Regions from separate parts of the Homo sapiens genome. Here region 2 is linked to region 1. Evidence: chromatin loops called from intact Hi-C (ENCODE). Cell type or tissue: heart right ventricle. All regions are shown on one strand. Each heading gives the region's core, and the rest is flanking DNA. Links, peaks and the distances in the headings are about the cores only.

The links. Hi-C counts contacts between places; a loop is a spot of excess contacts. Peaks named below come from ENCODE experiments on the same cell type or tissue, not always from the same donor. Only the 100,000 strongest peaks of a DNase experiment are listed, where the experiment ranks them.
Region 2: it touches region 1 in a loop (2.5-fold over the local background); 6 of 110 quality-filtered maps call a loop at or near these places.

The regions. Positions count from the first base shown.
Region 1 is chr19:12,187,317-12,204,102 of GRCh38, reverse strand. It overlaps ZNF136 (zinc finger protein 136), which reads right to left. Exons shown (of 4, transcript NM_003437.5): 4 at 14,232-16,786. The coding sequence ends at 16,102. It also overlaps the pseudogene LOC100289333. Among named protein-coding and RNA genes, the nearest start is that of ZNF136, 33 kb to the right of the region's middle. In heart right ventricle, for the core only: no CTCF peak of the experiment used is centred there; a DNase peak (open chromatin) is centred at 9,152; H3K4me3 peaks cover 1,682 bases; H3K27ac peaks cover 1,318 bases.
Region 2 is chr19:12,276,094-12,292,879 of GRCh38, reverse strand. The region is part of intron 1 of ZNF44 (zinc finger protein 44); the gene reads left to right. It also overlaps the pseudogene RPS2P53. Among named protein-coding and RNA genes, the nearest start is that of ZNF44, 10 kb to the left of the region's middle. RefSeq lists a silencer at 3,339-3,539 and an enhancer at 3,518-3,607. In heart right ventricle, for the core only: no CTCF peak of the experiment used is centred there; no DNase peak of the experiment used is centred there.

The sequences.
Region 1 (16,786 bases), core at 5,939-13,938:
CAGATCACTTGAGGCCAGGAGTTCAAGACCAGCCTGGCCAAAATGGAGAAACCTCATCACTACTAAAAATATAAAAATTAGCCAGGCGTAGTGGCATGCACTTGTAGTTCCAGCTATCCGAGAGGCTGAGGCAGGAAAATCGCTTGAACCCAGGAGGCTCCGAGGTTGCAGTGAGCTGAGATTGCACCACTGTACTCCAGCCTGGGCAACAGAGCGAGACTCCATCTCAAAACAAAAACAAAAAACAACAACAAAAGGAAATATACACAATTTTGTTATTAAAATGCTTCTATTAACAATTTTATTCTTATGAATTCAGGTATCATACTCCCAATTTTGGTATGATCAACTAATGCATCTTCTGTGAAAAAACTGTTTACCTCATATATGAGCCCTATGCATATGACCTATCTCAATGCCCAGGCTGGGCAGTGGCTCACGTCTGTAATCTCAGCACCCTGGGAAGCCAAGCTGGGCATATCACTTGAGGTCAGGAGTTCGAGACCAGCCTGGCCAACATGGTGAAACCCCATCTCTACTAAACATACAAAAATTAGCCAGGGATGGTGGCCTGCGCCTGTAATCCCAGCTACTCGGGAGGCTGAGGCAGAAGAATTGCTTGAACCCTGGAGGCGGAGGCTGCAGTGAGCTAAGATGGTGCCACTGCACTCCAGCTAGATAGACAGAGCGAGACTCTGTCTCAAAAAAAAAAAAAAAAAAATCGGCCAGGTGCAGTGGCTCACACCCATAATCCCAGCACTTTGAGAGGAGACGGGTGAATCACCTGAGGTCAGGAGTTCGAGACTAGCCTGGCCAACATGGTGAAACCCCGTCTCTACTAATAATACAAAAAAATTAGCTAGGCGTGGTGGCACACGCCTATAATCTCAGCTACTTGGGAGGATGAGGCAGGAGAATCGCTTGAACCCGGGAGGCAGAGGTTGCAGTGAGCCGAGATGGTGCCATTGCACTCCAGCCTGGGCAACAAGCGAAACTCCGTCTCAAAAAATAAATAAATAAATAAATAATAAAAAAATAAAAATAAATAAAAAATAAAGCAATGCCCATCCTAATATTTAGCATCCCACCACAAACATAAAAAATATGTATGATAAGTTACTTTAATAGAGTAAATCAGTAAACCACAGAGGTTTAAACCCTCTTATTACTAGCATTGTTTAAAAAAAAAAAAAAGAGAGACATGGGGTCACACTAGGTTCCCCAGGCTAAGAGTTTAAGAGGTCAAGAGATCCCTCCCTCCCTTCCTTCCATGTTTTTATTTTTCTTTCTTTCTTTTTGGTCAGTGGATATACTTCAAGGAAAAGGGGTACTTTCTCTAATGGGACAGTTACAATTTTTTTTCCTCCAGAGAGGCTCAGTTCAGTGTCATCAGAGTTAGGGGCCTCCTCCATGGCAATAGTTCCTTCATAGGGTTTAAGGATCTCTAGCCTATGTCAGGTTTAAACTAACCCCTTTGTTATGCCACTGGGGAATCATGGATATTGTCCCGTCTATGCCCCAGGGTCAGGATATTTGTTGTGATAAAGGTACCTGAAGCAGCAGCAGCAGCAGCAGAGGTCCTTAAGGTCCTGGTGAGCCCTTTGCCTTTTGGGGTGTGGACTCAGTGCGCCACCTGATGGCTGCCTTTCCTCCCTTTCTCTCTCCTCTTTAAATGACTACTGTTTCAGGAGCACCTCTTGTACAGGGTGTATATAGTCCACCCTCCCGCTGCACCCTGGCACCCTGCACACCGGGCCAACCCAGCATCAGGCACAGCTTCACTCTAAACACACAGATAGATCCAGCATCAATTGAAGGAGGGGTCCAATAGCATAGTCCTACTCTTAAATGCCAAAGAATTATTTTTAAAAAGGCAGACTCAGTCAGTTGAATATAGAACCCATACTTGGTAGGGCTCAACATGCAACACAGAGCAGCACACTCGAAGCACCAGCTTTCTAGCCAGCAGTAGCTCACTGGACATGTTGGCCATCAGGCAGGACAGTGGGTTAGCAAGTCAGAGCAAGAGAAGATCTACAAAAATAACTCGGGCGTGGTGATGCACACCTGTAATCCCAGCTACTCAGGAGGCTGAGGCAGGAGAATTGCTTGAACCTGGGAGGCAGAGGTTGCAGTGAGCTGAGATCACACCACTGCACTCCAGCCTGGGTGACAGAGCAAGACTCTGTCTCAAAAAATAATAATAACAATAATAATTAAAAAAATAAAGGCCAGGTGCGGTGGCTCATGCCTGTAATCCCAGCACTTTGGGAGGCCAAGGCAGACAGATCACGAGGTCAGGAAATTGAGACCATCTTGGCTAACATAGCGAAACCTCGTCTCTACTAAAAATACAAAAAATTAGCTGGACGTGGTGGCACATGCCTGTAGTCCCAGCTACTCAGGAAGCTGAGGCAGGAGAATCGCTTGAACCCGGGAGGCAGAGGTTGCAGTGAGCGGAGGTCGTACCACTGCACTCCAGCCTGGGCAACAGAGCGAGACTCCATCTCAAAAAATAATAATAAAGAGATGAAGGACCCACAAGTGGTGATCAGTGTCTGGACAACATGCTCACGGCACCAATCATTGTGGTCACCTTCAGAGACATAGTTCTGACAAAACTGATGATGGTCTGGCACTCACAGAGGGGGTATTAAAAGGCTTATTGCTCACATTGTTGAGATCTTGGGAAGAGCAGGACAGACCCATCAAGCATAACTGAAATGGCCTGAGAGAGCAAAGAAAGGAGCCTGGCCTGGTTGTTTACTGTGGTTGGGGTAGAGTTGGGCACAAGATCCCCTGTATGGGCATGTAGTTACATGGTTTAAATCTCTTGCCTATGACAGAGAAGGGAGCCCTTAGACTCATCAGCTTGTCCAGGTGTGGTCACAAGGGAAAAAGGGAACGCTGAGTCTTAGGTTGTTAGCAAACATTAAATACGGATTCCGGGCCAGGTGTGGTGATTCGCGCTTGTAATCCCAGCAACTTGGGAGGCCACGGTGGGAAGATCATTTGAGGTCAGGGGTTTGAGACCAGCCTGGCCAACATGGTGAAACGCTGTCTTTACTAAAAATACAAAAATTAGCTGGGTGTGGTGGCACACGGCTGTAATCCCAGCTACTGGGGAGGCTGAGGCAGGAGAGTCACTTGAACTGGGAGGTTGCAGTGAGCCGAGATTGTGCCACTACACTCCAGCCTGGGCGACAGAGTGAGACTCTGTCTCAATAAATAAATAAATAAAATAAAATGCATTATGGATTTGGGCCTAATTTAAATATAGCAGGAGTTTCAAAGATTATATAAACTTTAGTAGTTTTCCTCACATCAATTAAAACAAGAATTCAACTGTGTTTTCCTCTTACCAACGGAATCAGGAAGTCATTTGTCTTAGCAACTGTATACCCTTTTAAATTTCAAAGTTCTTTATGGACAATCACATACAAAAACTGATCTAAAAATGAAAAAAGTACCTGAGAACTTAAACATACTCATCTCGTATCTTGAGGTTCTCTGGCCTCAAGAAACAAACATTTTGTTTAGTTCCAGAATTTTCTTGCTTACTCCCACCATATCTAACAACCTTCATTTTCAAAGTGAAAGAAACTAAAATCTTACACACTGACACAGGCAATAAAATTATAAAATAAGGGAAACCAGAGTTGAAGGGCCACAATGCTCAACAGATAAAATAATCCAAAGGAAACATAAATATTCTAATTAGCTCAGATAAGCAGGCTGCTTCCCCACAATTCACAAGGAAAACCCACATTCAAGAGGTTAAACACCTTAACATGCTTGAGGTCCATGCTCTCCCTCTGACATGTAACTTCTAGAGTGGAATAGTCCCTGGTGATGAAGGGAAGAGACACTTGAGTAGCCACAGGAATGAACTCTGGGAGCTCCGTACACCCTAACTGGCCCCTGGCAGTGTGAAAATACTTCCTCTCCCAGGCTTCAATTCTTGGGCAGAAGAAACTCTCAGCTGGATTTACTTTAAGGTTCTGGCCCAAAAATAACCTCCGAAATTCATTAACCCTGTGTCCTGGAGACAGCACTCCTGAACTTCACATGCTTTCTCAGTATGTAAGAATTATACTCTGAATGTGGCAACATTGTGAATGCAAAACAAACCTCATGTCTAAAAAACACGCCCAAGAAAACCACAATTACAACCTCAGAAAGCAACCCCTCCACCCAAAACATGTGCATGTGGATCCCCAGCTTTCCAGTGCTCTGTGGCTTCTCTTGGTATAAAGGGCTTAATGGTATGAACAGGGAGGCTCCCCAAGAAGAACCAACAGGGCCTTTAATTACTGCTCTTGGCAGGCTCAAGGGTGGCCTTAGCTTGGGCAGTGATGTTACTTTGGACCACCACTGATATTGTATTTTTATTTTATTGTAAAGACAGGATTTTGCCATGTTGCCCAAGCTGATTTTGAACTCTTGGACTCAAGCAATCCTCCTGCCTCATGAGCCACCCAAAGTTCTGGGATTAGACATGAGCCAACACAGCCAGCCTAAACAGATACTTTAACTGAGACAAACCCAATGTTTGAAGAATTCTGCAAAATCTCTCAAATCAAGTATTGATGTGTAAAGTGTTAAGAAAATTGTAAGGCACCTTAGCAAACCAGCCCTAGTCCCTGAAATCCACAAATGTCTATTGTTTGCAGAAAATGAAATGTCAGTTATTGGGCCGGGTATGGTGGCTCATGCCTGTAATCCCAGCACTTTGGGAGGCTGAGGCAGGCGGATCATGAGGTCAAGAGATGGAGACCATCCCGGCAAACATGGTGAAACCCCGACTCTACTAAAAATACAAAAATTAGCCAGGAATAGTGGTGGCGCCTGTAGTCCCAGCTACTCAGGAGGCTGAGGCAGGAGAATCACTTGAACCCGGGAGGCAGAAGTTGCAGTGAGCCAAGATTGCACCACTGCACTCCAGCCTGGTGACAGAGCAAGATTCCGTCTCAAAAAAAAAAAAAAAAAAAAAAGAAATTTCAGTTATTATTTCTATGGCAATAAATGTTCTCATAATCATATTTGGATACTTCTAGGTGTTGTATGGCTATGCTCTGAAATTCCATTTGAAATCACCACACAAAAAAGAACAGACCTCAGAAACTTACTACACAACCTAAGGCGAAGAAAAAAAGAAAAAAATGTTCACCAATTTCAGTGTAATACTGAAGTGTTTTATTTTTTATGAAATTCACCTCTTTCTTGCCTCTTTAAAATTTTTTATACTTTTGATGACATAATCTTAATATTTGTAAAAACCTAAAGACTCTACAGGAAAACTGTAAGAATAAACGAGTTCAGTAAAGTTGCAGGATACAAAATCAACAAAAATCAGTAGCATTTCTATATGCCAACAGTGAACAATGTGAAAAATACATTTAAAAAGTAACCCCATTTATAATAGCCACACATAAAATTAAATACCTAGGAATTAACCAAAGAAGTGAGAGCTCTTTATAATGAAAACTATAAAACACTGATAAAGGAAATTGAAGAGGATACCAAAAAAATGGAAAAACATTCCATGTTTATGGATTGTAAGAATCAATATTGTTAAAATGTCCATTTACCCAAAGCAATCTGCAGATTCAATGCAATCCCCATCAAAATACCAAGGATATTCTTCACAGAAATACAAAAAACAATCCTAAAATTGATATGGAACCCCAAAAGACACAGAATAGCCAAAGCTATCCTAAGCAAAAAGAACAAAACTGGAAGAATCACATTACCAGACTTCAAATTATATTACAGAGCTATAGTAACCAAAACAGCATGGTACTGGCATAAAGACATACACATAGAGCAACAGAACAGAAGGGAGAACCCAGAAACAAATCCACACAACTAGAGTGAACTCATTTTCAACAAAGGTGTGAAGAATACACACTGGGGAAAAGACAGTTTCTTCAATAAATGGTACTGGGAACTGGATATCCATATGCAAAAGAATGAAACTAGATCTTTATCTCTTGCCAAATACAAAAACCAGATCAAAATGGATTAAAGACTTAAATTGAAGACCTCAAATCAGGAAACTGCTACAAGAAAACATTGTGGAAAATCTCCAGGACGCTGGTCCAGGCAAAAATTTCTTGAGCAATACCCAACAAGCACAGGCAAGCAAAGCAAAAATGGACAAATGGGATCACATCAAATTAAAAAGCTTCCGCACAGCAAAGGATACAATCAACAAAGTGGACACAACGCAAAGAATGGGAGAAAATATTTGCAAACTACCCATCTGTCAAGGGATTAATATAACCAGAATATATAAGGAGCTCAAACGCTACAGGAAAAAAAGTCTAATAATCCAATCAAAAAATGCACGAAAGATTTGAATAGACAGTTCTCAAAACAAGACATACGAATGGCGAACAGGCATATAAAAAGGTGTTTATATGAAAAAGTGATCATCAGAGAAATGCAAATCAAAACTACAATGAGGCCGGGCACGGTGGCGCACGCCTGTAATCCCAGCACTTTGGGAGGCCAAGACGGGCAGATCACGAGGTCAGCAGATTGAGACCATCCTGGCTAACACGGTGAAACCCCGTCTCTACTAAAAATACAAAAAAAAAAAAAAAAAAAAAAAAATACAATGAGATATCATCTCACTCCAGTTAAAATGGCTTAAGTCAAAAAGGCAGGCAATAACAAAAGCTGGAGAGGACGTGGAGAAAAGGAAACCTTTGTATACTGTTGATGGGAATGTAAATTAGTACAACCACTATGGAGAACGGTTTGGAGGTTCCTCAAAAAACTAAAAATTGAGCTACCATATGCCATGCAGCAATCCCACTGCTGGGAATATACCCAAAAGAAAGGAAATCAGTGTATCGAAGGGATGGCTGCACTCCAGTATCTGTAGCAGCACTGTTTCAATAGCTAAGATTTGGAAGCAATGTAAGTGTCCCTCAACAGATGAATGGATTTTTAAAATGTGGTACAACTTTGGGAGGCCGAGGCAGGTGATCACCTGAGATCAGGGGTTCGAGACCAGCCTGGCCAATATGGCGAAATCCCGTCTCTACTAAAAATACAAAAATTAGCCCCGTGTGGAGGCACATGCCTGTAATCCCAGTGACTCGAGAGGCTGAGGCACAAGAATCGCCTGAACCCTGTAGGCGGAGGTTGCAGTGAGCCAAAATCACACCAGTGCACAGAGTGAGACTCTGCCGGGAAAAAAAAAAAAAAAGTGGTACATATAAACAATGGAGTACTATTCAGTCATAAAAAAAAAAGAATGAAATCCAGTCATTTGTAACATGGATGGAATTGGAGATCATTATGTTAAGTGAAATCAGCCAAGCACAGAAAGATAAACATCACATCTTCTCACTTATTTGTGGGATCTATTATAAAAATCAAACAAGCCGGCCACGGTGGCTCACGCCTGTAATCCCAAAACTTTGGGAGGCCAAGGCAGGTGGATCACGAGGTCAGGAGATCGAGACCATCCTGGCTAACACGGTGAAACCCCGTCTCTACTAAAAGTACAAAAAAAAGTTAGCCGGGCATGGTGGCGGGTGCCTGTAGTCCCAGCTACTCAGGAGGCTGAGGCAGGAGAATGGCTTGAACGCGGGAGGCGGAGCTTGCAGTGAGCCGAGATCGCGCCACTGGACTCCAGCCTGGGTGACAGAGAGAGACTCCATCTCCAAAAAAAAAAAAAAAGAAAGAAAATCAAACAACTGAACTCATGGACTTAGAGAGTAGGGTGGTTATTAGAAGCTGGGAAAGGTAGTGGGAGCCTGAGAGAAAGGAGAGGACAATTAATGGGTGGAAAAAAAAACCACACAGAACTGTACATTTTAAAATAACTTATAGAGTGTAACTGGATTGTTTGCAACTCAGATGCTTGAGGGGATATCCCTTTCTTCACGATGTGCTTATTTCACGTTGCATGCCTGCATCAAAACATCTCGTGTACTCCATAAATATATACACCTACTATGTACCCACAAAAATTAGAAATAAAAAATTATAATACTTTTAGTAGCTATTGATTATATACCTTTCAGATACATGAAGAAAATGACACACAAGTGAGTGGTCAAATCTTTTCAAGAATACAAAGTCAAGGACGGGCAGTGCCGACCTGAAACTGCTAAAAAAGACAGGTCACCCAGGGAAGTTTCCAAAGAGGAGCCCCAACCCAAGAGTTCCTGCAGTGTGTCTGTGCTCAGGAGAGATACTGGAAGGAGAGTCATAAGGATTTATGTAACAATTCCAGGTGGGTATTCTTTGCCTTCCTCCCATGTAAAATATCCGCAAACAAAAAATAAATCCGTTAAAACGAGTCATCCCTGGTTCTTCGGAAAAATGAGAAACACGGCGTCCGTGTGAAATGCACCAGAGGCCAAACAATTGACAATGACGCTGTGAACTGGAGAGGGGGCGTTAGACTTTGGGAATGCGGGAAGGGATCCGCAAACTTAGGAATTTACTGCCAGCCCCAGGAAGAGATAGTCTGGAGACAGGATTATGGATTTGACACCCTGCTTTCCATACATTTGGAAACCTCAAGGGAAGATGGGTGACCTTTATGGAGAAAGGAGGGACTGAGGATCACACAGAACACTGCTCCTCCCACGCACGAACCCCACACACGAGTCGGAATCCTCCCCATGACCCTCCCGGGGCTCCCGTGCAATCTGGGGAGACACGAGGCTGCGGCGTGCAGCTGCCCAGAGAGGGCGCCGAGGCTGAGGCCGGGGCCGCAGGCGTCGCGCAGGAACGGGACAGGATGCCCGGGGTCCCGGATGCCAGCCCAGCCCCACTCTGCGGCCGAGGGCACTGAGGGCCCAGCTGCGCCAGAGGGACCCGGGTCCCAGACCCCAGAGTCGCCGAGGGGAGCCCCGGGTCCCGCCACAGCCGGTTCCGGCCGGTTCCAACCTGTCCCTCCTCAGGTCTCGGGACACCGGCCCCGCACACTCACCATTTTCCGGCTTCCAGGTGTCTGGCCGTCCTCCCTCATCTCCTGTATGCAGCATTGGTCACAACGCGCGTAGCGGGAGATATTACTACGGTCAGGTGATAGTCGAGGTGCCCAGCAACCGCGCTGCGTAACGACGTACGACGCCCACCTCTTTTATGCCGCATTGCCCCACCCACCTTCCACGTGGCGCCTCTGATTGGACAGTTCACGAAGCCCCGCCCTCTTCACATGGAGTGACAGAGCTGCGAAAGGTCATGTCGCCGGGGAAACCCTGCTTCAGTCCGGGGGGAAACCAGTCCCAGCGAGGGGCAGTTGAGTAGAAGCCGAACTTGTTCCCAGCCTCTCGATGGACTCTGGCATCCTGTCGCAGCTGTTTCTGAACGCGGGGACAAAAGTGTGCGCGGCGAATTCCAGCCTCAGTTGCCAGATGTAGTGACCCTTTAAGGAACAAATCCACAGCAAGAGGGTCACCCAGGCAAGTCCAGATTGGAACAAGAGGGTCTGACTCCTCCGGGGGCCAGGGACTTGGCCTGAGTCTAGAGGGCACTCGTGGAACTGTGAGCTCCGTTCACAAACACAGACACTTTAAAAGTGACTTCGCCGTGTGTAATGAGTCTAGCTCCATTCTGACATTGACGGCTAACGGCATTGAGACCTCCACCCATTCCTTCCCCAATCCCCACACATTTACTTTAAATAAAGAATCCCTTGGCCTCCAGAGCCTTTTACACACAATCTCTTTGAACCCCACATCCCTAGCATGGATGCAAGGACGCTTATCAGACTAACCACAGCTGTGAGATATGTTCAATTAAACTCTGAAGTGTACATTTCACACTACAGGAAAATTTATTTTAAATAGGTTACAGATTGTGTTCGCAGAGAACTTTGAAATGTAAACGACTATGATATACCTAAGGTAATTGAATCCCTATTTTCACTGATACAAAAATGAACAATAAAAAGTGATGTAAATTAAGGTATATCTGGAAACTCTTAGTATGCTTAACAGATTAATCAAAAATCTGAAGTCATATTTATTTGAAAAGCTATATCAGAATAAAACACACTACACAATGCATCCCTTTTAAGTGTACAATTCAGTAAAGTATATTCAAAGATGCAAACAGATAATCACCACAGTCAATTATAGAACATTTTCTTTTTTTTTTTTTTTTGAGATGGAGTCTCACTCTGTTGCCCAGGCTGGAGTGCAGAATGCAATGGCGCGATCTCGGGTCACTACAGCCTCCGATTCTGGTGTTCAAGCGATTCTTCTGCCTCAGCCTCCAGAGTAGCTGGGATTATAGGCGCGCGCCACTGTGCTTGGCTGATTTTTGTATTTCTAGTGGAGACGGGGTTTCACCATGTTGGCCAGGCTGGTCTTGAACTCCTGACCTCAAGTGATCCACCTGCCTCAGTCTCCCAAACTGCTGGGATTACAGGCATGAGCCACGGCACCTGGCCTAGAACATTTTCTTTTTTTCTTGTTTGAGACGGAATCTCGCTCTGTCGCCCAGGCTGGAGTGCAGTGGCGCCATCTCGGCTCACTGCAAGCTCCGCCTCCCGGGTTCACACCACTCTCCTGCCTCAGCTTCCCGAGTAGCTGGGACTACAGGGCCTGCCACCACGCCCAGCTAATTTTTTGTATTTTTTAGTAGAGACGGGTTTCACCGTGTTAGCCAGGATGGTCTCGATCTCCTGACCTCGTGATCCGCCCGCCTCAGCCTCCCAAAGTGCTAGGATTACAGGCATGAGCCACCGCGCCAGGCCTAGAACATTTTCATTACCTCAAAAAAGAAACTCCTGGCAGGGCACGGTGGCTCATGCCTGTAATCCCAGCATTTTGGAAGGCCAAGGCAGGAGGATAGCTTGAGCCCAAAAGTTCATGACCAGCCCTGACAAAAGAGCAAAACCCCATCTCTAAAAGAAAAAGAAAAATTAATTGGGCATGGTGGTGCACACCTGTGTTCTCAGCTACTCAGGAGGCTGAGATGGGAGGATTTCTTGAATCCAGAAGTTTGAGAGTGCAGTGAGCCTTGACAGCCTGGGCTACAGAGCAAAACCCCATCTCTTAAAAAAGAAAAATTTAAAAAACAAACAAAAAAGCAAAGCGGCTGCTCTATTTTCCATTCTCACCAGCAGTGTATGAGGGTTCCAAGTTCTCCATATCCTTGACATGTGTTATTATCTCACTTTTTCATTCTACCCATCCTAGTGGGTTTGAAGTGGTATTTCCTTGCCTTTTTGTTTAGCATTTACTTAATGATGTCCAGCATCTTTTCAGGTCCCCTTGCTCAGTTGTTTATCTTCCTTAGAAAAATGTATATTCAGCTGGGTGCTGTGGCTCACACCTGTAATCCCAGCACTTTGGAAGGCCGAGGTGGGCCGATCACTTCAGCCTAGGAGTTTGAGACCAGCGTGGCCAACATGGCAAAACCCGTCTCGACTCAAAATACAAAAATTAGCCAGGTGTCGTGGCACATACCTGTAATCCAAGCTACTCCAGAGCAAGACCATGTCCCCTCCGCCTCCAGAAAAAAAGCTGTAAAACAGGCTCTGGCAGATCATTCAGGAAGTATTCTGAAAGGTTTTTGTCTTTTTGTTTTCTGGGTTTTTTTTGAGACGAAGTCTGGCACTGTCGCTGGAGGCTGCGGCAGGAGAATCACTTATACCAGAGAAGTGGAGGTTGCAGTGAGCCAAGATCGCATCACTGAACTCCAGCCTGGGCAACAGAGCAAGACTCTGTCTCACAAAAGAAAAAAAAAAAAGAATTACTAGGGCCGGGCGCGGTTGCTCATGCCTGTAATCCCAGCACTTTGGGAGGCCGAGGCCAGTGGATCACGAGGTCAGGAGATCGAGACCATCCTGGCTAACACGGTGAAACCCCGTCTACTAAAAATACAAAAAATTAGCCGGGCGTAGTGGTGGGTGCCTGTAGTCCCTGCTACTCGGGAGGCTGAGGCAGGAGAATGGCGTGAACCCGGGAGGCGGAGCTTGCAGTGAGCTGAGATTGCGCCACTGCACTCCAGCCTGGGTGACAGAGCAAGACTCCGTCTCAAAAATAAAAAGAATTACCAAGGGTAGAATTAAGTTCACCTCTTCACTATATCAAATACAGAGAAATTTTTTGCTTCCTTAAATAGGAATCAAGCAACCAAAAAGCAGCATAAGTTCTGCAATAAATTCTTTTAAATACCCTCTTATTGATACACCTTACAGTCATTACTGGTTTGTGGTGGTATTTATTATTTTTTTATTTTTTGAGAGAGTCTCACTCTGTTGCCCAGGCTGGAGTGCAGTGGCGTGCTTGGCTCACTGCAACCTCCACTCCCAAGTAGCTGGGATTACAGATGTGCACCACCACACCAGGCTAATTTTTGTATTTTTAGTAGAGACAGGGTGTTGCTATGTTGTCCAGGCTGGTCTCCAATTCCTGGCCTCAAGTGATCTGCCCGCATTGGCCTCCCAAAATGCTGGGATTACAGGGTGAGCCACCGCGCCCGGCCTGTGGTAGTATTTATTACCACAATTTATTACACCCTGCTTGACAACAGGGACGTCCCTGATAGTCCTTGGAAAGAAATCACTCACAACATGATTTGACTTTTGGTATTATGCATATGAAAAACTACTATCATCATAAAAGTTGTAATCAAATAAGCATGAAAACTAAAATTTATGAGGAAAAAAAGGCCTGAAGTTGTAAGCTCACAGTAATATTGACTCACAATGTTGGACAAATAGCTTAATTATAAAGTTTATCGGATCCATGATTGGAATGGGATATTTTAATATATATTCTCAATAAATACAAAACTCACCAGACAGTATGCAAGTTGCTTGCATACTGTTAATATTTCTAAGAAATGTGTAGAGAACTTTTGTTTGAGGAGGACATGTATATTGTTTGTAATCATATGTACTCAAACATAATTCAAAATAAACTGAGGGACTGCATTCAGCTATGAGTAACAGGAAACACCCACAATGTTTCTATAATGAATAAGGTGCTTATTCTCACATGAAAGAACGGGGTGAGACCCATCTCTGCATAATGCAGCAGAGGAACAAGCTCCATGTAGGGTTTTTCGTTTTGTTTTTGGATAGTGCCATTGTAGCTCTCAACCTGCATCAGTAACACTCACTGTCCCTATGGACAAAAATGTTTATGTACAAACTGGACCGTACAGGAACCAAGTCAGATCATCAGACTATTCCCAACAATGACAATATGAACTGATTACTTGGCAGATATATTAGGGCCTTCAGGAATATCCAAATGGCAGCTGAATCTTTGATATGAAGCTTTTAAAAACATCTATGGAAATCCATAACTTTGAGAACATGGAGGTGAAGTAGCTAGTGGTGGATTAGAGGATACTCTTTTTTTTTTTTTTTTTTTTTTTTTTGAGACAGGGTCTTACTCTGTACTCTGTCACCCAGGCTGGAGTGCAGTGGCATGATCTTGGCTCACTGCAACCTTCACCTCCCTGGCTCAAGCGATTCTCCTGCCTCAGCTGGGACTATAAGCACGCGACACCACACCCAGCTAATTTTTGTATTTTTAGTAGAGATGGGGTTTCACCATGTTGACCACGCTGGTCTCGAACTCCTCACCTCAGGTGATCCGACCGCCTTGGCCTCCCAAAGTGCTAGAATTACAGGTGTGAGCCAGCACACCCGGCTGAGGATACTCTTGATTGGCAGGGCAAAGAATCAGGAAAATGGGCTAGATGACCATGTCCAAACAGCCCATATGCATCTGTCTCTCCGTATGATGCCTCCAAAATCTGACTAATGCGTTCTTCACTTCTGCATTCTAAACTTCCAGGAATTTAGGCTATTGATGCAGTCTACAGGTAACCATGAAAGAAAGAAATTCTGGGCCAGGCACAGTGGCTTATGCCTGTAATCCTAGTGCTTTAAGAGGCTGAGGCTAGAGGGTGACTTGAGGCCAGGAGTTTGAGACCAGTCTGGGCAACATAGCAAGACACCATCTCTACAAAAAAAAAAAAAGATGAAAAACCAAAAATAAAAAGATTAGCTGGGCTTGGTGGCACATACCTATAGTTCCAGCCATTTGGGAGGCTGAGGTCGGAAGGCCACCTGAGCTCCAGAGTTTGAGGTTACAGTGAGCCACAGTCGTGCCACTGCACTCCAGCCTGAGTGACAGAGTGAGACCCTATTTCAGAAAGAAAGAAAGAAATGAAGTCTGAAAAGTTTAGTTCCCATTACCCAGATTGACATGACACAATCCATGAAAGGCATCTCCCATTTTAGATTTTATTATTCTATCATAGCTGTCTCCTTATCCCAAAATCAATTATACAAAGAGCAGCCAGAATAAATAACAAGGAGTAAAGAACAACAGGTTAAAATAATAATTCACGAGACTACAGTCTGTGATAAACTTTACATACTTAGAATTAACAACAACTCTTTAATAGGAAGCAAAATAAAATTATTTGAGCCAAGAAAAAAAAAATGGGCTAGGTGTGATGGCTCACACGTGTAATCCCAGACTTTAGGAGGCTGAGGTGGGTGGATCACTTGAGGTCAGGAGTTCTACCAGCCTGGCCAACATGGTGAAACCCCATCTCTACTAGAAATACAAAAAATTAGCCAGGTGTGGTGGCACATGCCTGTAGTCCCAGCTTCCTAGGAGGCTAAGGTGGGAGAATCACTTGAACCCAGAAGGCAGAGGTTGCAATGAGCCGAGATCATGCCACTGTACTCCAGCTTGGGCAACAGAGCACAGAGCGAGACCCTGTCTCAAAAAGAAAAAAGAAGAAAGAAAAAAGAAAAAAGGAAAAAAAAGGAGCTGTTCCAATAAATATGATGGAATGTATATAATGTGGAAAGGGAATCAAGAACCTGCTAAATGAAGCAAGTAGGTTCATACCAACATTTATTAAGACTTATTTTTCAGTGGTCCTCAATCACAGAACAATTAAGCAACCATATACAATTTAACATACCTGAATATGAGAAACACATTTAAATTCATTGTTGGATTAAACACATTTCAAAATGGAAAGACAAATATTTTATTTACTGACCTAAAACAACACTACCTATGAAATTCATGCACTATTGCTTTCAGATTACTTACAGGATTATATCAATTTAACATTTCTTTGTGAGATTAAGCATTTGAAATCCATAGTCAGAGAACTATTTTAAATATGAGCCACTAATTAACAAAATATACATATAGCTTCTACATTTCCATCAGGTTATGTATTTTCTAGAGACTACATGACCCGCTATGCATGAGGCTTTTTGAAGTACTTACATTTATAGGATTTTGCTGTATTAGAAGTTTTCAAATGACTTTTTTTTTTTTTCTGAGATGAGGTCTTGCTATGTTTTGCACACTGGTCTCAAACTCCTGACCTCAAGTGATCCTCCTGCCTCAGCCTCCCAAAGTGCTGGGATTACAGGTGTGAGCCACCACACCCAGCCAGAGCCAAAACATCTGTTCAAATTCAATACCTCAACTAGTGAGGCCCTGCTGGGATTGAAATCCAGCATCTCCTGTTTGCCAGACAAGTACTTTAACCCACAAAGCCACAGAGCCAGAGCCCTCAAATGACTTTAAAAGTATAATGGAAAACCTTCCTTGTAGTTTTCACATTTATAGTGTTTTGATCCAGGGTACATTCTTACATGTTGTTGAAAGCATGTGGGCTGGCTAAAAACGTGTGGACATTGCTTATATTCAAGAGCTTTCTCTTTTGTGTGTTCTTTCATGGCTTCAAGTGGAACTAAAATGACTAAAGGCTCTCCCACACTCTTTACATTTACCAAGGTTCTCTCCACTACACATTCATGTGTGACAGGGTTGTGTGATGACAAAACCTTTCCTACACCCTTTACCCAGGGTTTCTCTCAAATATGGGTTCCTTTCCAAAAAGCATTTGTTTGGTTTTCTCCATGATGAGTTCTTTCATGTATTTGAAAGGAACTAAAATGATTGAAAGCTTTCCCATGTTACTTACATGTATATGGCTTCTCTCTAGAATTCTTTCATGTATTAAAAAAGGCACTGACAGAATTTCATGCTTTCCCACGTTACTTACATTCATAGGGCTTCTCTTCAGTGAGTATTTTAATGTATCTGACATGAACCCAGAGCATTAAAGGCTTTCCCACATGCATTTATAAGGTGGTCCATCTTCAGCATGTGTTAACATGTGTCTCTGAAAGCTGGCACGGCAAGAATAGGCTTTCCCACATTCCTTGCAATGATAGGGTTTCTGTCCAGTGTGAGTCCTTTCATGTAGTCGAAAGGAACTAGAAGATCTAAAGGCTTTACCACATCGCTTACATTCAAAGGGTTTCTCACCAGTGTGAATCATTTCATGTGTTCGAAAGGAGTTGAGATAACTGAAGGCTTTCCCACATTGCTTACACTCATAGGGTTTCTCTCCAGTATGAGTTCTTTCATGTATTCGAATTGATGTTGAAGAAACGAAAGCTTTACCACAATGTTTACATACATAAGGTTTCTCTCCAGTGTGAGTTCTTTCATGTATTCGAAATGGACTCAGAGAATGAAAGGGTTTCCCACATACCTTACATTTATAAGGTCCTTCTCCAGTATGTTTTATCATGTGTCTTCGCATACTTGGGATACAACTGAATGCTTCCCCACATTCCTTACATTCATAAGGTTTTTCTCCAGTGTGAGTCCTTTCATGTATTTGAAAGGTACTGGCAGATCTAAAGGCTTTACCACATTGTTTACATACGAAGGGTTTCTCACCAGTGTGAATTCTTTCATGTAGTCGAAGGGAGGGGAGATAACTGAAGGCCTTCCCA
Region 2 (16,786 bases), core at 5,808-13,807, 89 kb before region 1:
AAAAAAAAAAAAAAAAAAAAAAAACCTAACCTCTGGGACATTGACATTTTTTTCCCCAAGCCTAGTTTCCATTCCTTGGTGACGCATGGCTTATCAGAAAATTGGATGGTGTTATTCAGGGGACAAGACAAATGATTTCTGCCTTCTGGACTCTCTCCGACTGTGAAGCTAGAAAACTGTTTCTAAAAACTGAAAAACCCACCCAATGAGGTTTTGCATGAGCCTGAAAAAGACATAAGGCAGTGTCTCCTAGGAATGTGGTTGCTGAGCACTTCAATGAGCACCGTGGGGCTGGCGGATGTGCCAGGTGATAGAACGACCTGACCTGACGGTTGAGTGAGACTTGTCTGTGTTCCAGTCAGTTCTGCCCCACCCTGGGTTAGTTACCCTGAAAAGATTTGTTCAGTTATTTCCAATTTAATTTTTTATTAACTGTAAAGGGCATCCTATCATTAGAGATTATAGAGAAGATAAAGTGTTTCTAAAGAGGCCAGAAAGAGTTGGAATTCAGAAAACAAATTATATATATGTAGTTTTCTATTCCTTTTTTTTATTATTTTTATTTTTTATAAGACAGGGTCTCCCTCTGTTGCCCAGGCTGGAGTGTAGTGGCACCATCATGGCTCACTGCAGCTTAGGCAGCCTAGACTGCCTGGGCTCAGCCTCCGGAGTAGCTGGGAATGCCCACCATGCCCTACTAATTTTTGAGTATTTTGTAGTGATGGGGTTTCCTCATGTTGCCAGGCTGGTCTTGAAGTCCCGGGCTCAAGTGATCCTCCTGCCTTGGCCTCCCAAAGTGCTGGGATTACAGGCATGAGCCACTGGACCCAGGCCCTATTCCATTTTTTAAAAACTTTTTTTCTTTTCTTTTCTTTTTTTTTTTTTTCTGAGATGGAGTTTCACTATATTGCCCAGGCTGGAGTGCAATGGTACTATCTTGGTTCACTGCAACCTCTGCCTCCCAGGTTCAAGCAATTCTCCTTCCTCAGCCTCCCGAATAGCTGGGATTACAGGAACATGCCACCATGCCTGGCTAATTTTGTATTTTTAAGTAGAGACAGGGTTTCACCTTGCTGGCCAGGCTGGTCTTGAACTCCTGACCTCAGGTGATCCTCCCGCCTCGGCCAATGAAAGTTCTGGGATTACAGGTGTGAGCCACTGCACGCAGCCTTTTTCTTTTTTTTTTGAGACATGGTCTCCCTCTATCACCCAGGAGTGCTGTGGTACGATCTCAGCTTACTGCAACCTCTGCCTCCAGGGCTCAAGAGATCCTTCCACCTCAGCATCCCAAGTAGCTGCGACTACAGGCGTGCGCCACCACACCTGGCTAATTTTTGTATTTTTGGTAGAGATGGGGTTTCACCGTGTCGCCCAGGCTGGAGCATTTTTAAAAAACTTTTATTTACTTTTATTACCCCAGAGACCATGTAATAGGTTTCTCAGGTCTTTTATTGGATGATTTCAAATGGAATTTCAGGGCTTAGCAGTGTAAATACTACCAAGGGAAAAATTTGGGAAAACTCTTCCATTTTGGCTGCAGAAAAATGAATATATTTTCACAAGAATGTGTGGTAGGTATTTGGTTGAATTATAAAGCTTTATCAAAACTTTAGTTTCTCTTCTTTTTAGGCTGGAGAACTTGGGACAGTGGATAAGTCTGGTCTGTTCCTGTTATCTGGACTTGGCAGATTAATGCAACATTCTGTGGGACTTTGCAATAGCTAAAGAACTTAAATATCCTTTGTTTACTAAAGGCTTCATTATTATGGAAGTAGTAACTGATGTTTATTATCTGAGATGGATAGATACTTGTGCTTTTCTTGTTGAGCTATAAAATAGAAGTGACTTACAATTTCCTTCCCTCCTGTAAACACTGAATTTGAGTGATTTTGATAGATTCATCACACATGGAGTTTTGTTTGTTTGTTTTATGTTTTAAATCCACGTAAGGCATGAAAGGGTAAGCAAATGGCCTTGACTGGGGTGGAGAGGCTTGAGGCCAGTGACTCCAAGTGGAGGCCAATTTTGAGCCTGCAAAGGGAGGTCATTGTGGGCCCAGTTTAGTTGGTTCTTCCTGGGGAGCCTCCCCTGCAGGTGTCCCAGCCTAATCACTCCAGCAATGGGAGGAGCTTTTTTTAAAATTTATTTTTATTTTTATTTATTTATTTATTTATTTATTTGAGGTAGAGTCTCACTCTGTTGCCCAGGCTGGAGTGAAATGCTGTGATCTCAGCTCACTGCAACCTCTGCCTTCCGGGTTCAAGCGATTCTCCTGCCTCAGCCTCTTCAGTAGCTGGGATTACAGGCGTGTGCCACCATGCCCAGCTAATTTTTGTATTTTTAGTAGCGATGGGGTTTCACCATGTTGGTCAGGCTGGTCTCAACTCCTGACCTTGTGATCCACCGGCCTTGGCCTCCCAAAGTGCTGGGATTACAGGCGTGAACCACTGTGCCTGGCCTGGGAGGAGCCTTTTTTTTTTTTTTGTTTAAGACGGAGTTTCACTCTTGTTGCCCAGGCTGGAGTGCAACTGCAACGGCATGATCTTGGCTCACCACAACCTCTGCCTCCCAGTTTCAAGTGATTCTCCTGCCTCAGCCTCCTGAGTAGCTGGGATTATAGGCATGTGCCACCATGCCCAGCTAATTTTGTATTTTTAGTAGAGATGGGGTTTCTCCATGTTGGTCAGGCTGGTCTTGAACTCCCGACCTCAGGTGATCTGCCCGCCTTGGCCTCCCAAAGTGCTGGGATTACAGGCGTGAGCCACCACGCCCAGCCAAAGAGCCTTTTATACTAAGAGAAGCTACAGAGCACTGGAAATCTGGGGATCCACAGGCAGAGGCAGATGGGGTGATGCCATGTCTGAGGTTGTGTTTGTTATTGTAGGGCTGTCACTAGACAGTCTTCAGGTAAGATAAATCTGGATTTAGCTAAGAAATGAGTTTATTCTAGGCCAGGCACGGTGGCTCACGCCGGTAATCCCACCACTTTGGGAGGTCGAGGCAGGCGGATTGCAAGGTCCGGAGATCGTGACCATCCTGGCTAACATGGTGAAACCCCATCTCTACTGAAAATACAAAAAATTAGCCAGGCATGCTGGCGGGTGCTACTCGGGAGGCTGAGGCAGGAGAATGGTGTGAACTGGGGAGGCGGAGCTTGCAGTGAGCCGAGATCATGCCACTGCACTTCAGCCTGGGCGACAGAACAAGACTCCATCTCAAAAAAAAAAAAAAAAAAAGAATGAGTTTATTCTAAAACAGCGCTACATAAGGGAGAAGAGCACTAAGTATAAGATCTGAAAGCGTCTTAAAGCTTAGGTGGAAAGTTGTTTTCAAGGTGAAGAGCAACCAACATTACAAAGGAAATGAGAGGGAGAGGGCAGGATGGAGGGTGAAAATCAGATTCTAGATCACAGAGTGTTTTACCCTGACTCAAGCCTGTTCATGGGATGAGTCATGAAGGAGGGGTTGTGTTTTGGCTTAGGCTGAGGGTGTGTCAAAAATCAGTGGCCTAGAAGAAAGAGAGAAACTTAAATAGTTTCCTTTCTTTTCTGTTTTTTTGTTTGTTTGTTTTTTTGAGACACAATTTCACTCTTGCTCAGACTAGAGTGCAGTGGGGCCATCACAGCTCACTGCAGCCTTGACCTCCCCAGGCTGAGGGGATTGTCCCATCTCAGCCTTCAGGGTAGCTGAGACTACAGGTATACAACCCCATGCCCAGCTAATATTTTTGTATTTTTTGTAGAGACAGGGTTTCACCATGTTGCCCAGGCTGGTCTTGAACTCCTGGGCTCAAGAGATCCACCCACTTCAGCCTCCCAAAGTGCTGGAATTAGAGACGTGAGCCATCAGGCCTGGCCACAAGTTTCCTTTGGAAGCATTTTGTTCAGAGTAATCAGTAGAGGCAAAACTGTTCAGCTAGTTATTTATAAGACAAAGAATGGGAATTTGGAGGGCCTTGTTACAGGTTAAAAAGGCGGGAGCCAGAATTGATGTCAGTGAAGGATGTTTCTTTGCACTGGGCTACTTGTCCAGAACAGAAAGAACTGGGCATGGTGGTGGGGGTCAGGTGATTTCATATATATATATATATATATATATATATATACATTTTTTTTTTTTTTTGAGACGGAGTCTCACTCTTTGTCCCAGGCTGGAGTACAATGGTGTGATCTTGGCTCACTGCAACCTCCGCCTCCCTCCAACCTCGCCTCCTAGGTTCAAGCTATTCTCCTGCCTCAGCCTCCTGAGTAGCTGGGATTACTGGCGTGTGCAACTATGCCTGGCTAATTTTTCTATTTTTAGTAGAGATGGGGTTTCATCATGTTGGCCAGGCTGGTCTCAAACTTCTGACCTCATTATTTGCCTACCTCAGCCTCCCAAAGTGCTGGGATTATAGGTGTGAGCCACTGTGCCTGGCCTCTTAAATCATGTTTATTACCAGGATTACAGGGCTTTTGTAAAATTGAACTTTATCAGCTGCTTGGTTTTGTATTCAGTGAGTTGGTTTAATTAGAGTGAAATTGCACAAATTAAAATGTCTTGGAGGGCTGACATATGTCTTCCATTTAGGTATTCTTGACATATACTTTATAACAAACTGATAACCTTAAGCAACTTGTTTAACTGAGTTCTTCAACTTGTTGTAGCAAATTATTAAATCTGATAGTAGAGTTGTTGGTTTTATACACATTTGGTTAAAAGGGTGGTCCCTAGGGCTTGCATTTGGCATCTGCAGTAGGGTCCCTGTTGTGGAACTGAGCCCTCAATTTGTGGGGTCTGTGGAAATGTTAAGTGGTGTCAGCATTGAATTATTGAACACCAGTTTTTCTTGGAGAATTGGCTCGTGTTCAGCAAATGCTACATATTTGCTGTCAGAAGTAATGTTAGATAAAATACACCATGGGTCAGAACCATAACTCTGAATTTGTCATTGTTACTCATTATAGGTTCAGTATGTATTCACCCATAAGCATAATTTTGCCTCTTCAGTTTCCAGTTAGTTAATACTACCATTAACATACCATCCATATAATGCTGAAAAGCCATTCCTACTACAGGGTGTCTACCCAAAGGAGTGGAAATCATTACATCAAAAAGTTCCCTGCACTCATGTGTTTATTGCAGACTATTCACAATAGCAAACATACAAAATTAGCCTAAGTGTCCATCAACAGAAGATTGAATAATGAAAATGTGGTATATTCACACAGTGGAATACTATTCAGACATTAAAAATAATGAAATTGTGTCTTTTGCAACAATATGGATGGAATGGGAGGCCATGATCTTAAGTGAAACAACTCAGACACAGAAAGACAAATACTGCCTGTTCTCATTTATAAGTGGTAGTTAAAGAATGTGTACAGGGACAGGCACGGTGTCTCACGCTTGTAATCCCAGCACTTTGGGAGGCTGAGGCAGGTGGATCACGAGGTCAGGAGATCAAGACCATCCTGGCTAATGCGGTGAAACCCCATCTCTACTAAAAATACAAAAAATTAGCCAGGCGTGGTGGCACATGCCTGTAGTCCCAGCTACTCGGGAGGCTGAGGCAGGAGAATCCCTTGAACCCAGGAGGCGGAGGCTGCAGTGGGTGACAGAGCGAGATTCCGTCTCAAGGAAAAAAAAAGAAGAATGTGTATATATGTGGACAGTGAAGACTCATGGGGATGAGGGAGGTTATTTGGTGGATAATGGGGGTTGCTCCAGGGATGGATGCACTGAAAGGCCTGACTTTACAAGGCAATATATCAATGTAGTAAAATTGCACTGGTACTCCATGAATATATATATATAATTTATACATATATGTGTATATATATATATATTATACGTGTGTGTGTGTGTGTATATATATATATAAAAGGAATGCACATTTTAGGGTATTACCCAAGGCTACTGAATTAGTAATTCTTGGAATGGGGCCCAATGATTTTTTTTTTATTTTTTATTTTTGAGACAGAGTCTTACTCTATTGCCCAGGCTGGAGTGCAGTGGTGCAATCTTGGCTCACTGCAACCTCTGCCTCAGCCTCCCGAGTAGCTGGGACTACAGGTGTGCACCACCACGCCTGGCTAATTTTTGTATTTTTAGTAGAGATGGAGTTTCACCATGTTGGCCAGGCTGGTCTCGAACTCCTGACCTCAAGAGATCCACCTGCCTCAGCCTCCCAAAGTGCTGGGATTACAGATGTGAGCCACTGCAACCAGCCCCAATGATCTGTTTTCTTTCTTTCTTTTTTTTGAGACCAAGTCTCGCTCTTTCACCCAGGCTGGAGTGCAGTAGCACAATCTCAGCTCACTGCAACCTACCTCTGCCTCCCAGGTTCAAGCAATTTTCTGCCTCAGCCTCCCGAGCAGCTAGGACTACAGGCACCCGCCACCACGCCCGGCTAATTTTTGTATTTTTAGTAGAGACGGGGTTTCATCATCTTGGCCATGCTGGTCTCGAACTCCTGACTTTGTGATCCACCCACCTCGGTCTCCCAAAGTGCTGGGATTACAGGCATGAGCCACCGCGCCCGGCCTCCAATGGCCTGTTTTTTAACAAGCCCTTCAGATGATTCTCATGCATGAGAACTAGTTCATCAGAGCAACCTGTTAAAATATAATGCAAAAAGATATCACTAAAATGTAAATATAATTAGTAACTAAATTGGAACACTAGAGAATATTGATTTGATTCAGAGACATCAAGAAAGGATGAACGGGGGAAAAACACAAAAATTGTGCTGAAAAGATTTTTGTTTTCTTTATTTGCCTCAATCTGTTTGACACATGCTAAAATCTGAGGCTATGGGTCATGCAGTTTACTCACACATTGCAGTGCTCATAGGACTTGACTTTTTTTTGAGTTTTTTTTGAGATGGAGTCTCGCTCTGTCACCCAGGCTAGAGTGCAGTGGCGTGATCTCGGCTCACTGCAAGCTCTGACCCCCGGGTTCACGCCATTCTCCTGCCTCAGCCTCCTGAGTAGCTGGGACTACAGGCGCCCGCCACCACGCCTGGCTAATTTTTTTGTATTTTTAGTAGAGATGGGGTTTCATTGTGTTCTCCAGGATGGTCTCGATCTCCTGACCTCGTGATCCGCCAGCCTCGGCCTCCCAAAGTGTTAGGATTACAGGCGTGAGCCACCGCGCCTGGCCAGGACTTGACTTTTAAGTTAATTTTTTGATGTTGTTGACAATGTTATTTTTGGTTTTGTCTCTACATGCTAACAGTTCATGAATTTTTCAACACATGGGGGAACATTGCTGGGTTATAGATTATAGACAAACTTCAGTTTACTAGGAAATCATAATAGCATGTGTGGATTAACTGTCTGACCAGGCCGGGTGCTGTGGCTCACGCCTGTTGTCCCAGCACTTTGGGAAGCCTTGGTGGGTGGATCACCTGAGGTCAGGAGTTTGAGATTAGCCTGGCCAACATGGTGAAACACCATTTCTACTAAAAGCACAAAATATCCGGACGTGGTGGCGGGCGCCTGTAATCCCAGCTACTCGGGAGGCTGAGCCAGGAGAATTGCTTGGACCCGGGAGGTGGAGGTTGCAGTGAGCCGAGATCGCGTCTTTGCACTCCAGCCTGGGCAACAAGAGTGAAAATCTGTCTCAAAAAACAAACAAACAAACAATGCATACATGTCTGTTTATACATTTTTTTCAGGCTTAATTTACTTTATTTTTCTTGTATGAAAGCCCTATGTTGTAGCCACAGCTGGAGCCTGGGTCCTCTGCACAGAGACTCTGGTGTGGGTCTTAACGAGGTGGTCAGTGAATTCCTGATAGGGAGACTTGGTGAATACAGTCTCCTTCCAGAGGTCAGGGGTTAGGTAGCTGTAGGTCTTAGAGATGACATCAAAGGTGGCCTTGGCGAAGTTGCCCAGGATGGCAGTGCAGCCCCGGGCTGAGGTGTATCAGTCACTGATACCAGCCATCATGAGCAGCTTCTTGGGCACAGGCGCTGAGACGATGCCAGTGTCCCTGGGTGCGGGGATGAGGCGCACCAGCACAGAGCCGCAGTGGCCTGTCACCTTGCAAGGGACGGTGTGGGGCTTGCCGATCTTGTTCCCCCAGTAGCCTCTGCGCACGAGGACAGTGGAGAGCTTGGCCAGGATGATGGCCCCGCGGATGGCAGTGGCTGCCTCCTTGGAGCACTTAACTCCCAGACGGACATGGCCATTGTAGTCCCCGATGGCAACAAACGCCTTGAACCTGGTGCACTGGCCGGCACGGGTCTGCTTCTGCACTGGTGTAATCAAAACCTCGTCCTTGAGAGAGGCCCCCAGGAACAAGTCAATGATCTCAGATTCCTTGATGGGCAGGGAGAAGAGATAGATCTCCTCCAGGGACTAGATCTTCATGTCCTTGACCAGGCAGCCCAGCTTGGTAACGGGCATCCACTTCTTATCCTCGGCCTTGCCTCTCAGAGCTCCGCGGCCCCGGCCCCGGATGCCACTGCCGAAATCTCCGCGGAAGCCACTGCGGTTCCCCATCCCAGGGTCCCCAGGGCCTCTGGACCCCCGCGCTGCACCTGCGTCATCAGCCATTTGGTGTTTTCTTGGAGAAGAAGCTATACCTTTTAATATTTATCTTTTAGTTATCTCCATGTGATTATGTATTATCTCCATATGATTATATATTGTGTTTTTACTGGATTAGCATTCATGTTGAACATACCGCCTTTGTGGGCTTTCATCTGTGAAATAATTCTCAGTCATTTAATTCATTTGCATAGTAAATGCAAATGTTTGCTTTGTTTCTCTCTTTTTGTTTTAGGCATACTTTATACACGAATCCTTTTTTACATGGAGGGATTGGTAATATTTCCTTTCAGATGGTGGTTTATCTTTTAAATTTATTCTACTTAGATGAACTCTTCCTAAATTTTTTATTTTTTTAGATAATGTCCAGCTCTGTCACCCAGGCTGGACTGCAGTGGCATAATCAGCTCACTGCAGCCTCAAACTCCTGGGCTCCCAAGTAGCTGGGACTATAGGCATGTGCCACCACACTTGGCTAATTTTTTAATTTTGTGTAGCCAGAGGGTCTGCCATGTTGCCGGGCTGGTTTCAAATTCCTGGCCTCAAGAGTTCCTCTTGCCTTGGCCTCCCACAGTACTGGGATTATAGATGTGAGTCACTATGCCTGCTTCTTCTTAATGTAATTAGAGTTCAATTTACCAGACTTCTCCTTTGGAAGCTACTTTATTTTCTTATATAAGAAGACTCTTGTTAAATAAGAAAAACATTTTTTCTGGCTGGGCGTGGTGGCTTATGCCTGTAATCCCAGCACTTTGGGAGGCCGAGGAGGGCGGATCATGAGGTCAGAAGATCATGACCATCCTGGCTAATACGGTGAAACCCCGTCTCTACTAAAAATACAAAAAAATTAGCCAGGCGTGGTGGTGGATGCCTGTAATCCCAGCTACTCAGGAGGCTGAGGCAGGAGAATGGCATGAACTCGGGAGGCGGAGCTTGCAGTGAGCCAAGATCACGCCACTGCACTCAAGTCTGGGTAGACAGTGCGAGACTCTGTCTCAAAAAGAAAAAAAAATTTCTGTAATTTCTAAAAGTGTGCTGCTTTTGTCTTTCATAGGTGTTGTATATTCTTCTAATTTAATCTTTAGGTCTGTCTCTTGAAACTGGCTATAAACTTTATCTCTGCTCTGGTGTGTCTCCAGGGATTTGGTTGGGGATGGTTACATTGCGCCTTTCATGGGATACTTTTGTTTACCAAAAATAAGGCCATTGAGGCAGATACAATTTGATAAAGTTTTATTGTAAGCCAAATTTGAGGATCAACTTGAGAAGACACACCAACAAATTTGGATGTGTTCCAAAATTGATTACAAGTTGGATGCCTTTATGAGAAAGTTTAGGAGAAGCTGGAGGACTATTCATACCGGAATTGTCATTTTCCTTGAAGGGTACAATATAGACGTTACAATCATTGCCTATAGATGACAGCTGACAGGCTAAAATGTTCTAAGTGGAAGACAATCAGCAAAACATGATTCAGAAATAAATCAGTGTCTTTTTTGATGTTAGTAGATAACGTTAATCATATCAACAGTTTGAAGAACTCACAATAAGATTTGAGGGACTCATGATAAGATCCTTTACTCACAGACAGAATGTAAGCCATTTAATTAGAAGACTTCTCGCCAGGCGTGGTATCTCATGCCTGTAATCCCAGCACTTTGGGAGGCCTAGGTGGGCGGATCACCTCAGGTCAGAAATTCGAGACCAGCCTGACCAACATGGCGAAATCCTGTCTCTACTAAAAAATACAAAAATTAGCCGGGCATGGTAGCGGACACCTATAATCCCAGCTGCTCGAGAGGCTGAGGCAGGAGAATTGTTTGAACCTGGGAGGCGGAGGTTGCAGTGAGCTGAGATCGTGCTATTGCACTCCAGCCTGGGTGACAGAGCAAGACTCCGTCTCAAAAAAAAAAAAAAAAAAGAAGACTTCTCCAAGTGGGTTGATTTGGAAACCTGCCAAATGTGACCTGTAGGTTATCACTTCTTTATCTTGGCAGGGAGCTTAATGCCTATATGTGAGACCAGTGACCTGATTCCTGTAGACTTCAAAGCCTAATGTGTGTAGAGAAAGAGTCTACCTCTCTTAGTCACTTAGGACTGCTATACCAGATTGCCATACACTGCATGCCTTAGACAACAAACATTCATTTCTCAAAGGTGTAGAGGCTGAAAGTCCAATATCAAGCAGATGAGGCCTCTGGTAAGGGCCTGCTACCTGGTTTGAAGATGGCAGTCTAACCCTTATGTCCTCACATGGTGGAGATATGTCTGTAATGTCTGTCTAGTTTTGGTGTTAGGGCAATGTTGGCCTTATAAAATGGAATAGAAGGTGTTTCCTCTGCTTCTGTTTTCTGGAAGAGATTGTAGAGAATTGGTATCATTTCTTCCATAAACGCTTGCCAGAATTCAGCAGTGAAATCGTTCTGACCTGTTGCTTATTTTTTCTGGGACATTTATTATTTATTAATATCTTCAGTAGATACAGGCCTATTCATATTACTTAGGTCTCTTTTTGTGAGTTTTGGTAGATAGTGTCTTTCAAGGAATTGGTCCATTCTGTGTAATTTTATCAAATATGTGGGCACTTAGTTGTTCCTAATAGTTTTTTATGGTCATTTTACTGTCCATGGGAGTAGTAGTGATGGCTCCTCTTTTTTCTGAGTTAACTTGGCTATGGGCTTATGAATTTTAATGATGTTTCCAAAGAACCATCTGTTGGTTTGTTGATGTTTTCTACTGATTTCTTCATTGCTATTTCATTAATATCTCTTCTCATCGTTACTTTCCTCTGTTTGATTTACATTAATCTTGTCATTTTTCTCTAGTTTCCTAAAATGGAAGGTTAGGGTGTTGATTTTAAACCTTTACTTTCTAGGAAATGCATTTAATTCTTTAAATTTCCCTCAAAGCACTGCCTTTACTCCATTCCAAAGATTTTGCTAAGATATATCACTTTTCATCAACATTGCAATATTTACATTTTGCTTGACAATTCTCCTTGAAGTTTGTGTAGTTGAGAAGTTTGTGGCTTCAATCTCCACTTTGTTGAGGTTTTTCAACTATGCTTCTGTTACTAATTTTTACATTAATTCTAATATGATTTGATCGCATACTTTAAAAAATTTGTTCAAGTGTGTTTTATGGCTGAGAATATTGTTCATCTTGGTGAATATTTCATGTAGGCTTGAGAAGAATATGTATGCTGTTGTTGAATGAATGATTCTATAAATATGTTTCAATTAAATCCAGTTGATTGATAGTGCTGTTGAGTTCAGCTATATCATTAGTGATTTTCTGCAGAACTGATCTGTCAATTATTGATAGAGGTGAGTTGTTTTCCCTCAACTATAATCCTAGATTTGTGTATTTTGCCTTGTGGTTTTATATGTTTTTGCATTATGTATTTTGATGCTCTGTTTTATGGGCATAGATGTTAAGGATTATTATGTCGTGTAGGATTGACTTCTTGATCATTATGAAATCTCTCTATCCCTTGTAATTTTTAAAAAATCTAAAACCTGATTTGTCTGAATGTAATATAGGTCTTCCAAATTTCTTTTGATCAGGGCTAGAATGGCATGTATTTCTTCATACTTGTGTATTTAATGTATCTGTGTCTTTCTGTTTAAAATACTTTTTAAAAATATAGTTTGGGGCCTTGTTTTTTATTTCACTCTGCCAGTCCCTTTCTTTTTTACTGGTGAATATAGATAATACACATTTAAGTGGCAGTTGGCATAATTGGATTCAGATAAACATGTATATTATTGTTTTCTATTTGTTGTTCTTCTCTGTGTTTTTTAACTTCTCTTTTCTGCCCTTTTTCCTTTTAGCTGAGCATTCTATATGATTTTATTTTCTATATTATATATCTATATAGTCTACTTTTTCTTAGATTCTATTAGTGAGTTCCCCAGAGTTTGTAGTATAGCATTCACAACTAATGGGCCTTCAATTTCAAATAGTACTATACTGGCTTCAGGAATAGTGCTGGTATAATAGACAGTTCCGAAGTGTGATAGACTGTTCTTCCTCCCATCACATATAACATTACTTTCATTCATTAGTTCAACTGGGAGCTATAAACTACTGAATACATTGTTGATATTATTATTTTTTCTTTTGAGACAGAATCTCACTCTGTTTCCCAGGCTGGAGTGCAATGGCATGATCTCGGCTCACTGCAACCTCTGCCTCCTGGGTTCAAGCAATTGTCCTGCCTCAGCCTCCCTAGTAGCTGGGATTACAGCTGTGCACCACCACGCCCAGCTAATTTGATATTATTATTTTGAATAAACCTATATCTATTAGATCAGATAGGTATAAGAAGAGTAAAGAATTTTTTGTGCCTTCATTTAATTGTTTCCTAACACTCTTCATATATATGTGTGTGTATACACACACACACACACACACACACAATCTGAATTTCTAACCCATATCATTTTTTTCTTTCTGATGAACTTCTTTTTTTTTTTAACTCAGACCAGGTAATTTCAATTGTTTTACCTTCATTTTAGTTTTTTTTTTCCACTGGTTGCTCACATCTGTTGAATACCTTTAGTGATGTTTTCATTTAAGTTGTTGTATCTTGCAGCTGCAGAAATTCTATATGGCTCAATTTTTAACATATTTTGGTATTATTTTATCCCTACATCAATTTTCTGGTTTTCTCTTAGTTCTTTGTTTATTATTGTCTTTACTAAGTTAAATATATTTAAGACAGTTGCTTTACTGTTTTTATTCAGTAAATCCAGTGTCTGAGGTTTCTCAGATTTATCTCAAATTGTTTCCATTAATGAGTCGTATTTTCATGTTTCTCTGTTTTATTTATTTCTCTGGGGTTTTTTTGGGGGTGGGGGTATTGAAAAGGAGACATTTGAATGTTATAACTGGGTAACTCTGGAAATCAGATTTTTGCCCCTTAATTGTTTGGTATTCTTGCTTGAAGGCTGAAATTATTCATTTCTTTTTCTTTTTTTTAAATAGAGACAGAATCTCACTATGTTGCCCAGGCTGGTCTCAAACTCCTGGCCTCAAGTGGTCCTCCTCCCTCAGCCTCCCAAAGTTCTGGTATTACAGGCTTCAGCCACTGCACCTGGCCTATTCATTTGTTTAGTAACATTTCCAAATTAGTTTGCAGAGACTGTATTTCCTACTGGGTATAAACACTGAAGTCTCTGTTCTTTAGCTTGTGATCATGCAGTGTTCTGACAGAGATTTCCTGACTTTAGCTTGTGTTCATCCAGCGTTCTGACAGAGATTTCCTGAATGTTAGAAGCTAAAAGTAAAAAAGAAGATGAAACAAACAAAAACCTGACCTCTTCCAGTCTTCATGGATGGCTCTCTGCTGGGGCATTCTTTGAGCACTTAGCCACAGTATTTACTACTGTAGCCTTCTCTTTCTGTTTAAATCTGGATGTTAGCCAGAGCTGAAAAACAGAATCCCCACCCATCTTTTATAAAAATATATTGTTTCCTGTGCCTGCGTGGGGCTTTCTCCATTCCCCAGTATATCTGGGTGCTTTCAAATATGCTTATTTGTAAAGAAAAATTATACCCTAGCCTTTTCTCCTGGGACTTAGATGGTCTAATATATGTCTTTTTTTTTTTTCCTTGAAATAGTGTCACTCTTTCACTCAGACTTGAGTGCAGTGGCACAATCGTGGTTCACTGCAGCCTCAACCTCCTAGGCTCAAGCAATTCTCCTACTTTCCTGAGTAGCTGGGACTACAGGCATGCGCCACCATACCCACCTAATTTTGTTTATTTTTTGTAGAGATGAGGTCTCCCCACATTGCCCAGGCTGGTCTTGAACTCCTTGCCTTTAAGCAATCTGACCCCCTTGGTGCCGAGACCAGCTCAGTCGTGGAGAGCCTAACCCAGCGGCACTAGAGGAATTAAAGACACACACACACAGAAATTTAGAGTGTGGAGTGGGAAATCAGGGGGCTGACAGCCTTCAGAGCTGAGAGCCACAAACAGAGTTTTACCCACATATTTATTGACAGTAAGCCAGTGATAAGCGTTGTTTCTATAGATTATAGACTAACTAAAAGCCTTCCTTACGGGAAACAAAGGGAAGGGCTCTGGCTAGTTATCTGCAGCAGGAACTTGTCCTTAAGGCACAGATGGCCCATGCTATTGTTTGTGGTTCAGGAACGCCTTAAGCAGTTTTCCACCCTGGGTGGGCCAGGTGTTCCTTGCCCTCATTCCGGTAAACCAACAACCTTCAGCATGTGCGTCATAGCCATCACGAGCATGTCACAGTGCTGCAGAGATTTTGTTTATGGCTAGATTTGGGGGCCTGTTCCCAACACCTTGGCCTCCCAAAGTACTGGGATTACAGGTGTGAGCCACCACACCTGGCCTTCTAATGTATGTCTTAGTCATCTTGTGTTGTCCTAGGTGGTTGCACACTTTTTGTGTATTTTACAACATTTTAAAGTAGTTCCTGCCCAGTTTGACTCTGATTGGATTCTGTTGTAGATGAAATAGAAAAGAGAGCCTTGTTTCAGACCTTCGGTTAGTCCCCAGACTGATTCAAAAATACAAAGGCAATAATGTGGAAACAAAATGTGATCTGTACACTCTGTGGTGATCAGAGTTCTACACTGGGAACTCTGCTGTCTTCAGGACTGGCAATGAGATGGGCAGAGATGGGGCCAAAGAAAAAACAATACAAGGCTTTTCTATCATTTTTCACTTTCCTGTTTATGTATCTTTTTCTCTCTGTTAATAGTATGGGATGTGAAAAATTACAGTTTTAAATCTTCTGTTTGTTTTTGTAAAGCTGTCTACTTTCTTGATGAGAAGGTTTTTTTTAAGCATCTTTAGACATTTATGACTTCTATAAAAATTGGTTTATGTAATGTTATTGATTATTAAATGTCTGCTGTTGAGATTTATGGAATATAATTGATATTCATGAAAGCTGACACTGAATTCTGTCTAAGAACATTTGCAGTCTGTCCTCTTCTTTTCTTTCTCCTTCGACATTACCCAGTAGAAAGTTACAATTTTTTCTATTTAGTTGGTAAAATCTCTTTTATTAGTCTTTTGTCATACTTAACTACATTTGATCTACAGGGAACCAGTCACCAGCTTCCAAATATTCTCTCTGTGTAATCACGTAGGATAGGCTAAATCCCCCAAGTAAGACATTGAAAAAACAACAACAACAAAAATATGAAATATCATCTACCAGAGTTGCACATTAGGGACCCTGTGCCTAGAGTGTTTCTTTGTGTATGTCTTAGTCTATAAGACTGTTTTTTTGTTACTTACAACAGGATACCAGAACTGGGGTAATCTATAAGAAATGATATTTATTTTTTGCAGTTCTGAAAGCTGGGAAGATCAAGTAAGGTCAAAGTGGGCATCTGGTGGGAATCTTCTTGCTGATGGGGACTCTGTAGAGTCCCTGGGTGGTACAGGGCATTACATGATGAGGGGGCTGAGTGTCTAGCTGAAGTATCTTCCTCTTCTCATAAGGACACCAGAACCTCATCTGTGATAACCAGTTTATTTATTAAGCCATTCATACATGAGTGGATTAATCCATCCATGTGTTCCAAACCCTCAAGACCCACTCACCTCTTAAACCACTACCTTTGATTACTTCCACATTGGAGATTCAGTTTCAGCCTGCATTTTGGAGGGGAAGACATTCAAACCTAGCAGTGGCTGATTGGGTACACTTCCTCTGCTGAGGATGTAATACAATTCCAAACTCTCAGAGGGAAGTTAGGAGTTAAGCAAATACCATAATTTTTACACAAATAGTTTAGGCACACTCCACCCCCTTTATTAGTTATGCTTACGGGGCCCTCCCCTAAATACATTGTCTAGACACCACGAAAGGTTCAACATTGTGAACAAGCAGTTGTAAGGATATGCCGTCTCAGGACTGCTAATTGTAACTCTCTTTTGCACAGTAGGTGGTAGGACTTTGTCATGACAAGGACTACAGACCCACTGTAGAAACAGACATTAGGAGTAATCCAGGCAATAAGATTCACTTGCATAATTCACCAATAAGAGATATGTTCCTACTCAACTGTTATTTTAGCAAGCCCAATTCCAGCATCAGAATTCCAGCATCAGACAGTGAGTGCAGACACAGAATAAGAGTGGATTTACCACGTCATTGAATAAATGCTTGGAAACCACAGCATCATGGGAAGTTTATGAAGGTGAGTATAGGTTCTCAGTACTGTGAGTTTCAACCTTCCTTTTCTGGACATATG